Linked DNA regions of Homo sapiens: region 2 is linked to region 1. The links are chromatin loops, found by intact Hi-C in ENCODE. Cell type or tissue: dorsolateral prefrontal cortex. All regions are shown on one strand. Links, peaks and the distances in the headings refer to the core of each region. The heading gives the core; the rest is flanking DNA.

Region 1 (5,381 bases), core at 129-5,128:
GTTAGTTAAGTTTTGGTACTTATGAATTGTTGTTTCTTTTTGTATTACAGTGTTTCCTGACATTTGAGGAGCTTTTCCAAAACCACCCTCACCACAGTGGGAGAAAACCATTGAGCGAAGTTGGGGTGGGAGTAGATTTTGGTCTTGGGTATGGGACGGACTTTATAACCCCTTAGGATTTTGCTAGCTGCTGCCATGACTTAGGTCAAGAGGTAGAAGTAGCTCGTATAGCATCTTCTCTGTATTTTCACGATACAGCTTTCTGTTCATTGTATTACCAGAGAGGTGTGAAGAACAACCTAATCTTGAAGTGTATTGTTGAATCATAGATGTTTTTATGTGGCTATCTATTCCTTACTTAATCCTTCATTTTCAAGAAGATTGTGTCGTAAAAGCCCTTAAAATTTGGTACCCTTTATGTACATTGGTGGTCTGAGATTCATTTTTCTCACCTCTTTACAACTAATTTCAAGCAGCTATGTTACCACTTTATTAAAAAAAACACACACACACACAAAATGAAATTCAGTTTTGCATCCACTTTGCTGCTTTTTTGGGGACAGATTTGTTTTTCTTTTCTCTTGATTATACCCTTTTTACCCTGTCTATACATTCTGCAGTCTATCTCCATTTTTTAAATCCCGTCTTTTGTCTCTTCTCTTTTCATTAGTTCTGTTTTCTCTATATTTGTCTTTTTTTTTTTAAATTCTTTGGGTTATAAGTCTTATTGTGTAATTCATACATGTGTCTTAATTATCTTAAAGGTAAATATTTACATCAGGGAAAAGCAGATTACTGGCTAAATATAGTTTAAAAAATATAATTTTCTTTCTCTGCTTTTCAGCTTAACCTTTTCTCAATTTTGTTTCCCTTTCTTCAGTTCAGAGAAATGATCTTTGACTTGAAAGGAACTAAAGGATTATAGGGCTTAGTTTCAACAGTTATCTAAACTTAGTAGCAGTGGGCTCTAATAGAACTGAGAAAATAGCTAAGAAGTTTAAAACCACATGAAGGCCACCTGACTATCCTGGGGAAATAACTACAGTTAATTCATAGAAGAGTTTTTAGGGGTGTAGGGGTTGGGGAATCTTTGTCTTGCCTGGGAATGGGAAGTTGTAAAGCCTCAGTGACCATAGAGATTGGGTTCTCCTGGTTTGTGAGGAAATAACAAATTCACTGCTAAGAGACTAACTTTTGAAACTTACAGGATTGTGATTTTTTTTTCTTTAAAAATTTCTTTTGAGACAGGATCTTGCCCTTTTGCCCAGTGCAGTGGTGCTCTCATAGCCTACTGGGCTCAGGTGATTCTCCAGAGTAGCCAGGATGACAGCACATGCCACCATGCCTGGCTAAGTTTTTGAAATTTTTTGTGGAGATGGAGTTCTCACTATGTTGCCTGGACTGGTCTTGAACTCCTGGCCTCAAGTGATCATCCTGCCTTGGCTTCCCAAAGTGTTGAGATTAGAGGTGTGAGCCACCACGTCTCACAAATTATGAATTTTTTTCTATTCCTATTCTGTAGCTTAGTATAAGGGACCATAACATAGTTGACTGATCTTTCTTTTCAAAGGGTATTCTTTTTGGGGGGGCTATATTAGTATTATGTTATATTTATTTGTAAATTGCTTGTTAATCTCTGGTATCCCATTTTGGTCATTTTCTTTAAAAAATATGTAGAAAAACTGGAGAGGTTTGAGGGAACATAAAATATAACATTAAATGATGAACAGTGTTGTAGGAGTCGTAGGTATTACCTTAAAGAAGGAAGATAAGAGTATAATTTTAATGCTAGTCTTAAGTAAATGCATGATTTTTGTAAAGAAGATGATGACTGTTTATCTGTGTTTCTGTACAAACTAAACAGGAAGTAGGACTGAAGGATAAGCAAGAGTTTGGTTGGACCGAAATAAGAATGTCATATTTATTGAAGTGAAAAAACACTGATACAGCTTCCCAAGGGAGACTTTAGAGTTTGTCACTTCTGAAGCACTTGAATAGATGAGGTTGCTAGCATTTGTCATTTTAACTCATGGTAGATAAGAACTCGAGTTGAAGGCTGGAAGAGGATATGATCAAGTTTAGCTGAGGGACGAGTCAGAGCAAAGCTGGGTAGAATCAGGAATTAAGGGAATTAATATAAGTACTAACGTGAGATCCAAGAGTGAAGAAATGGATTAGTGCCATTGAGTGATTGTCGAGACAGAGGTGAATTATGAATGTGAGGCATTCCATTAGACAAACCAAGGTTAGAAAGCTAAGGTATTCAGAAGATTAGAAAGATTGAGTTAGATAGAAGTGAGAGTCTGATTCAGGGAGATAACACTGCAGAAGCTGAAAGAAGTTTTGGCCTAGAGCCCTGACGTTAATACTGTTTGAGCAGTGTGGTTGCAGCTGCCTTTTGTTGAGACATACAGTGTTCTCTGTTCTCTTTTTAAAGTTGGAAGAGAACATTTTGTTGTTGTTGGCCTCTTTTTTCTTTTCCAGATCTAAACTACTTTAAAAAAATAACATTATACCTAGAAATTTAAAAAAAATTATATATGGTGAAATTTACTCTTTGGTGTGTAATTCTATTAGTTTCAACAAACACAGCGTAACCATCACTGTAATCAAAATAGAGAACAGTATTCCAGATTGTCACTTGGTAGTCAGCCCTTTCCCTCATCCCCAGGCCTTTGCAACTACTGATCTGTTTGTGTCCCTATAATTTTGCCTTTTCCAAAATGCCATATAAATGGGACTCATATAGTACATGGCCTTCTGAGTCTGGCTTTTTTGCTTTAGTATAATGTATTTGAGAGCTATCCATGTCGTTGTGCATATCAGCAGTTTTGTTTCATTTCATTGCATATATTCCATCACACGGATTTATCAGAGTTTAATCACTATTTGAAAGACATGTTTTTGTTAGTTGTATGATCATTTGACCATCAAGTTACTTTCTTTTCGGCTTAGACTTGACAGATATTGAGCTATAACACTCAAGTAGTAACATAATAGTCAAGTTAAGCTGCCTTGTGAGTGGATTATGTAGGTGAGCCATCTGTTTCTTGGGAATTCGTTATGATATAGTAAAACTTTATCTCTAACTTAAAGTTTCTAAAAGGATTGATTGGCACTATGATTTAAAAGCAAGATATGTCTGTTAATCCCTTAATAGGATGTACTTTTTAAGTATCTTTAACATTTAGGGGAATTGTTTACTATACCACAGTCAATATGCCAATTACATATTTTAATCCATTAAGAGTAAATTTCTTAACACTCTAGGCTTAATTTGATGATCAATGTATTTAAAAGTAATAAAAACTTGTATTTGTTCAAAAAGGGTATTTCAAGGACCTAAGCAGGCATTGGAATAGTTGTTATCCACATGTTCATTCGGTCAACTAGCCAGACAAGCAGACTGCCTTTGAGTACTTACTGTGTGTTGTGGTCTCAGTAGCTATTTAACCTATTGTCCAAGCTAGAAACTTCTGAGAATGAAAGTGGTGCTATTCTTAACTATGTTTGGGGAACAGTTATAAAGCAGGATTGAAACTCCAAGTATGGTTGCTCTAGATCTGTGGTGCATGCAAATGCTGTGCCTGAGCAGTTACCAGGAACAGCATCCTAAGAAGTTGGGAGAAAACAAGGCAAACAAATCTTTTGAAGTTGGATTGCCAAAATAAACTGGGAGAGGTTAAAAAAATAAAAGATGAAGGCATGGTATAAAGCCAAAGAAGTCAGGGACAAGAGGAATCCAGCTCCTGAGATGAATATGCATTGAAAGCTAAGGAAGAGCAGAGAATTGTCTATGATGATTCCCTTTACCAACGGGCATATACTTGGCAATAGTAATAGATTTCACCATTTGGAATGTTTAGCTATTTATGACAGGGACTGCTCTCCCCAGGAGTCTGAAATTAATATTAGCATTTTTGGTTTATTTGTACTTAATCAGGTAATGGCTTTTTTGTTAGGCTATTTTCAACCTAAGATAAATATGCAGGGTACTTTGTGTTGACATAAAATTTTAGCTAGAAATAAAGTTTTGGAATAGTTAAAATGCACTTTATTTGAAGTAATAAATACTTTTTAATGATGGGAATAACAACATTTAAGTTTATTGTTGATCTTTGACACATCTTCATTTCTGATGCATTTTCTTTTCTTTCTTTTTTTTTTTTTGAGACAGAGTCTCACTCCATCACCCAGGCTGGAGTGCAGTGGCATGATCTTGTTTCACTGCACCTCTGCCTCCCAGGCTCAAATGATTCTCCTGCCTCACCCTCCCCTGTAGGCGGGATTACAAGCGTGTGCCACCACGCCTGGCTAATTTTTGTATTTTGTATTTTGTATTTTTTTCTTTTTCAGTAGAGATGGGATTTCACCATGTTGGCCAGGCTGGTCTCGAACTCCTGACCTCAAATTATCCACCCGCGTTGGCCTCCCAAAGTGCTGAGATTACAGGTGTGAGCCGCTGTGCACAGCCATTTCTGATGGATTTTCTATATCTTGATTACCTTGATTTTTTTCTGAAGTTTATGAATTGCTGGTATTTGTTTGCTCTCTTCTACTTAACAGTGACACCTGGTTTTCAGTTGGGTTCCACTTTCCTTCCTTCTGGAATTAACTTCTGTTTTAGGGTATCTTGATTGATTTTTGGAAAATGTGGTCAAAGTTGTAGAATTCTTGTGATCTTTCTTTGGGATTTTACAGGGTAAGCCACTGCAGTCTTTTCCGTCAGAAAGGACATTACTGTGTTGTACTAGAATTGTTGATATAAATTAATATCTGCATCTGTATATTGCTTTAAAGAATTTAGAGCCATTTTACATGCATTATCTTGATCCTCAAAATAAGCCTGTGGTCAAGCCCCGGTTTTAGATAGTGATCCTTGAGTGCATAGTAGATTTTTTTCCGTAAGTTCACATAATAGAACTACATGTAAATGGAATCATTCAATATATACTCATTTGTGTCTTTCACTCAGCATAATGTCTATAATGCTGCTACATATATCACTTGTTTGTTTCTTATTGTTAAGTGGTATTCCATCATATGAATCTATGACAATTTGTTTATACATTTATTTGTTGACAAACACTTCAGGTGTTTTCAGTTTTACGCTATTAATAAAGAATTACTAGTAAATTCTTAAACAAGTTTTCTGTGGACATGCTTTCATTTTTCCTGAAGGATAGAATTACTGGGTCAGAGGGCAGATGGAAGGTTAACTTTATAAGAAACTGCCAAACCCTTTCCCAAAGTGGTTGTGCTATTTTACATTCCCAACAGCAATACCTGAGAGTTGCAGTTTTGCTTCCCATGGCCAACAGTTGGTTATTACCTGTCTTTTTAACTGTAGCCATTCTACTGGGTGTGAAGGTGTGAAGTGG
Region 2 (5,381 bases), core at 84-5,083, 56 kb before region 1:
TGAAAGCAGATGACTTCTTAGCTCAAGATGCACCTCTGCCTTCAGGTTTAGCTAGAGTGGCTGGGATGAACAACTGATTGCTTCTCACTCATCAGGATTCTTTCCCTTTACTCTTTCCTCTGGCACAGTTCTTCTATTTGGGTTGATTAGGATACAGATTATTTTTGTGACTGCTTTAATGATTACCTGTTACTAATGGTATAATAATCTGAAATGTTCAGTCAAGTTTCTTGAATCAAAGGGGTTGTTTCTTCATGAATGTTAGTGAATGTTATACTTTCAAGTCTTTTGGAAAGATATGGCTGAATTCAGAAGCAAAAAAAGGGAATAGCTTCTTGACCTCTAGAGCTGTGACAGTTTTTTAAATAAATAAAATAAATAAAAAATGAATTTTTAATTTTTTTATTTCAGTAGGTTTTTGGGGAACAAGTGGTGCTTAGTTACATGAATAAGTTCTTTAGTGGTGATTTCTGAGATTTTGGCGCACCCATCACCCGACCAGTGTACACTGTACCCAATGTGTAGTCTTTTATCCTTCACCCCACTCCCACCCTTTCCCCTGAGTCCCCAAAGTCGATTGTATCATTCTTATGCCTTTGCATCCTCATAGCTTAGCTCCCACTTATGAGAACATACATCGTTTGGTTTTCCATTCCTAAGTGTAATAGTTTTAACAAATTTTTAATTCTTACCTTTGTCTGGTGTTACACTAATGCTTTCACTCAAGCTACTGTCATAGTAACTGAGGCATTTACTGCATTTTTCCATTCTTATGAAGGAGGAAATTAAGCCTTAGGGAAGTTAACATATCCAAGGTCACACAGTAACTGTCAATAGTTGGGATTCCAGTCTTGAGTCTTCAGCTACAAGGTCATGAATGGTAGTAAGTTTTTTGTAAATTATAAAGCATTGCATTTCTGTGTAGGTGGGAGAGGGGAGAGAGCTCGTAAGTATTTCGAGCTGGGTGTGATGACTCATGCCTGTAATCCCAGTGCTTTGGGAGGCTGAGGTGAGAGGATCATTTGAGGCCAGGAGTTTGACATCAGTTTGGACAACACAGCAAGACCTTGTTTCTACAGAAAAAAAAAAAAAAAAGGCCCAATGCAGTGGTGTGCACCTGTGGTCCCAGGTACTAGGAAGGCTGAAGCAAGAGGTTTGCTTGAGCTCAGAAGTTCGAGGCTGCAGTGAGCTATCATCTGGCCACTGTACTCCAGCCTGGGCAACAAAGCAAGACTCTGTCTCTTAAAAACAAAACGAACTTATTCAGAGCTTTTTCAAAATACTTAGTTCTATTTCACTCCATGCCCCCAGATAATATGTTATTATACAACTGTTAGTGTGTTGCGATGGCTGCTTCCTAAATGTGGATAGTTTGTAACTCAGTTTAATGTACACTTGAATACTGCTTATGTTAAAAGAAATTCCATGCTTTTCTGTTGGTAATGGAATATAATACAGTAAATAGCTTGTATTGCAGCATACTCATTAGCTAATGCCTGGCTTTTAGTACTCATTCTGGTTGTGTCATTCTACTCTTTCTTGATACATATTAGTTTTCAAAAGATTTGGAGATTTATGCTGTAGGCACCAAATAAAACCATGTAAATAAATTATGGATGTAACTGAATGAGTTAATATAGTTGTTCAACTACAGTTGATGCCACAGAGATTTGTTTGTGACTTGGAGGACTTTGAAATTTCCTGACTTCAATGTGAACCTTAGCCTTCTTTTGTGAGATTTCCCTGTTGCTGTTCAGTTGCCTGGGTAGGGAGAAGACTGATATATGTTTGTTCTTTCAGTCAACAAGGCTAGGGTTCAGGACGTCATTTAAGGACGGTAATCTAGAGGAAAAATGAATAACACTGGAACTAAAGCATTGAAGCTAGAGCAGATTGGAAAGATAACTAGAAGTTAGAATTTGATAGTAAATGGTAACTTATTGGAGGTACTAAGGGTGTTGGTGTTTGGACAGTTTAGTATGAGATCATTTTCCCTTGCCTGAGTTTTGAGCTGATTGAGAAATAAGAACCTACAGATGAAGAAGCAAGACAGTACCTTTAAAAAAATTAGCTTTTTATTCAGGTAAAAATCACATACTGTGAAGTTCACCATTTTAAAGTGTACAATTCAGTAGTTTTTAATGTATTCACAAAGTTGTGCAACCATTACCACTATCAATTAGGCCATTTTCATCACTCTAAAAAGAAACCTCCTAGCAGTCACTTCCCATCTGCAATCTTCCTCTCTTCCCCCATCTCCTGGCAACCACCAATCTACTTTTCATTTCTATAGATTTGCCAGTTCTGGACATTTCGTATAAATGGAATCATACAGCATGTGGTCTTTTGTGTCGTTTTCACTTAGCATGAGGCTTTCAAGGTTCATTTATGTGGTAGCATGTAAAAGTACTTCATTCCTTTTTATGGCTGAATAAAGTTGCATTGTATATTTTATGGCTGTTACTTAGATAAACCATACTTTGTTTATCTGTTCATTAGTTGACAAACATTTGGGTTATTTTCACTTACTGGCTTTATGAGTAGTGCTGCACATTTGTGTGCAAATGATCATTTGTGTGCATGTTTTTGTAGGAACATTTAAATTCTCTTGGAGATGTATATGCTTATAATTGCTGGGTTTTATGGTAACTCTGTGTTTAACTTTCAAAGGAGTTGCCTTTGTTTTTGATAAAACCTATATTGTAGAACGTGACTTAGGTTTAAGAGCCAAATGAGTTGGCTGACTTTCTGCAGCCCCTCATGCCCATCTGTCAGTGGGACAGTGCACCCTAGAGGATGTTTGGGTCAGCAGAGCAGACACACTCAGATCATTGCCTTGTAGAATCCTGGATGGAGAGTGAAAAGAAAGAGACTGAGGGCTGGGCGTGGTGCCTCACGCCTGTAATCCCAGCACTTTGGGATCCTAACCGAGGCAGGTGGATCACCTGAGGTCAGCAGTTCAAGACCAGCCTGACCAACATGGTGAAACCCCCTCTACTAAATACAGAAAAGTAGCCAGACATGGTGGTGCATGCCTGTAATCCTATCTACTTGAGAGGCTGAGACAGGAGAATTGGTTGAACCCAGGAGGCAGAGGTTGCAGTGAGCCGAGTTGGCGCCATTGCCCTCCAGCCTGGGCAGCAAGAGTGAAAACTCCGTCTCAGAAAAATAAAAAGATTCTGAGTCCCTGGTACTCAGTTCTTTTGTTAAGTTAGCTCTATGTACTAACCAGTTTACCTCTTTGGAGAGGAATGGGCTAAGAGGCCAGGAGTGTTTACTGAAGTAATTCCTCATAGAGACTAAGAGTTGGAAAAAAAATTAGTCTGCTCTAACAAAGAGTAAGAGTTAAGCTAGAAACCTGAAAGCCATTCTTAGATGAAAAGGCTGTGCCATTTTATCCAGGAAGGAAGTATATTAAGAGAAGATGATGAATTCAGTTTTAAACATGGTAAATTTGGGATTTCCAGGAGGGAATGTTAGATATTTGTTTGGAGATTAGGAGATTGATCTCTGCTAGAGATGAAGATTTGAGATCTATCTACCTTCAGGCAATTAAAATACAAGACTAGGTAAATCACACATAAAACAGTAAAGAAGTATGTCTAGTAATTTTTTTTCTTTTAAATAAAGAAAGCTGCTCTGCTGTGTACGAAACCATGACCCAGAGGCAGGTTGTCTGTGAGTGGTTTAGCGCCAGGTTCCCCACGAAAGTGTGTTCCGTGACAGGCAAGGGGACGGCTGCCTTTTTAGCCACACCCCATTTCCCAGGACGAGGGGCAGTCCACACTGGACCCTGGTCCCAAGGATGTCTAGTAACTTCTATATCTGCATTCCTTGTGGTTTATTGTGCTAACTGATGTTTCTGCTGTATTTTGCTGTGAGTGGCTGATTTCCTTCTGGGTTTTGTGATTTTTAGTTATGAATACATTTATTTTGAGATCTTACCTGTGGGAATTTTTCCAGGCTTAGGTCAAAGGTGATTTCCTCCAGAGAGAACGTACATTTGCTTCTGTCAAGATTGGGTGGGGGATACAACCATCCTAGGGCTACCCTAAACACAATTCTAGGTATGAAGCTTTTTTTTTTTTTTTGAGACGGAATTTTGCTCTTATTGCCTAGGCTGGAGTGCAGTGGTGTGATCTTGGCTCACTGCAACCTCTGCCTCCCAGGTTCAAGCGATTCTCCTGTCTCAGCCTCCCAAGTAGCTGGGATTACAGGCACATGCCACCATGCCCGGCTAAATTTTTTGTATTTTCAGTAGAGATGGGGTTTCATCATATTGGTCAGGCTGGTCTCAAACTTCTGACCTCAGGTGATCCGGCCGCCTCGGCCTCCCAAAGTGCTGGGATTACAGGTATGAGCCACTGCGCCCAGCCGGTATGAAGGTTTTAAAACCATAATCTAGGGGAAGATCAGCTTGTGGTTGTGAAATATCAGGGAAGACACCCTTGCACTGCTGTCACAGTCCCTGATCCCCTCCCAGCACTAAGTGCTGTGGTTAAAAAAGTAGTTTTCCTGGCAGTTTTCTTGGTTAAGAACTGAACATTGCTGCTGTCATAGTCCTGGATCCCCTCACCAGCCCTAAGTGCTAAGGTTAAAAAAGCAGTTTTCCTGGCAGTTCTCTTGGTTAAGATCTGAACGTTGTTGCATCTTGTACATTGTGTCCCACAAGGTCTTGGAATTGCAAGCCAGAATTCATAGTGCTTGGCATAATGCCCTAAAGGTGAAGGAAAGCTATTGTCAGTACTCTGCATACCTTTCTAGTTTCCACTGTTTCACCTAGTTTTTGGATTCTGATCATACCTCATTTTCTGTCAAGTTTTTGATTTATATGTAAAGATTTTAAGATACTTTACTCAGCATTTTCGTTATTTTCAGTGGTTACGAGATTGAGCCATCCACCCTGTCATTCTGGAAGAAATAGAAGTGTCTATCTGCGTCTCTCTTCAGTGTATGCAGGGATAATTATTAGATGCAGGGACTTCAATCACCTTCTAAACCAAAGGTTACAAACTTGCAGCAAAATCCAGTTTCTGTTTGGCCTACATAGTATTTAGGAAATGAAAATCAGGGCCAGGTGCAGTCGCTTATACCTGTAAGCTCAGCACTTTGGGAGGCCGAGGAAGGAGGATCACTTGAGCCCAGGAGTTCAAGATCAGCCTGGGCAACATAGCAAAACCCCATCTGTATTTTTTTAAAACGTTAAAAAATCAAGAGATTGCAGGTAAAATTTTGGATTTTTTTGTTTCTCTTGAAAAATTGGAAGTTCTTAAAATGCTGGGTCTATAATACTCCTGCCTAGCAACAATTGACTAGAACTGGCAATAGCCCTGATCCCTTCAGACTGAACTTGCTCTCTTCAGTTGCTCACAGTTTCCGCC

Evidence for each region. Hi-C counts contacts between places; a loop is a spot of excess contacts. Peaks named below come from ENCODE experiments on the same cell type or tissue, not always from the same donor. Only the 100,000 strongest peaks of a DNase experiment are listed, where the experiment ranks them.
Region 2: it touches region 1 in a loop (2.4-fold over the local background); 2 of 110 quality-filtered maps call a loop at or near these places.

Annotation. Positions count from the first base shown.
Region 1 is chr1:42,256,527-42,261,907 of GRCh38, reverse strand. The region is part of intron 4 of FOXJ3 (forkhead box J3); the gene reads left to right. Among named protein-coding and RNA genes, the nearest start is that of FOXJ3, 76 kb to the left of the region's middle. RefSeq lists a silencer at 2,415-2,464. In dorsolateral prefrontal cortex, for the core only: no CTCF peak of the experiment used is centred there; a DNase peak (open chromatin) is centred at 2,367; H3K4me3 peaks cover 1,409 bases; H3K27ac peaks cover 4,140 bases.
Region 2 is chr1:42,312,048-42,317,428 of GRCh38, reverse strand. The region is part of intron 1 of FOXJ3 (forkhead box J3); the gene reads left to right. Among named protein-coding and RNA genes, the nearest start is that of FOXJ3, 20 kb to the left of the region's middle. In dorsolateral prefrontal cortex, for the core only: CTCF peaks have their summits at 2,545 and 2,752; a DNase peak (open chromatin) is centred at 2,797; H3K27ac peaks cover 1,180 bases.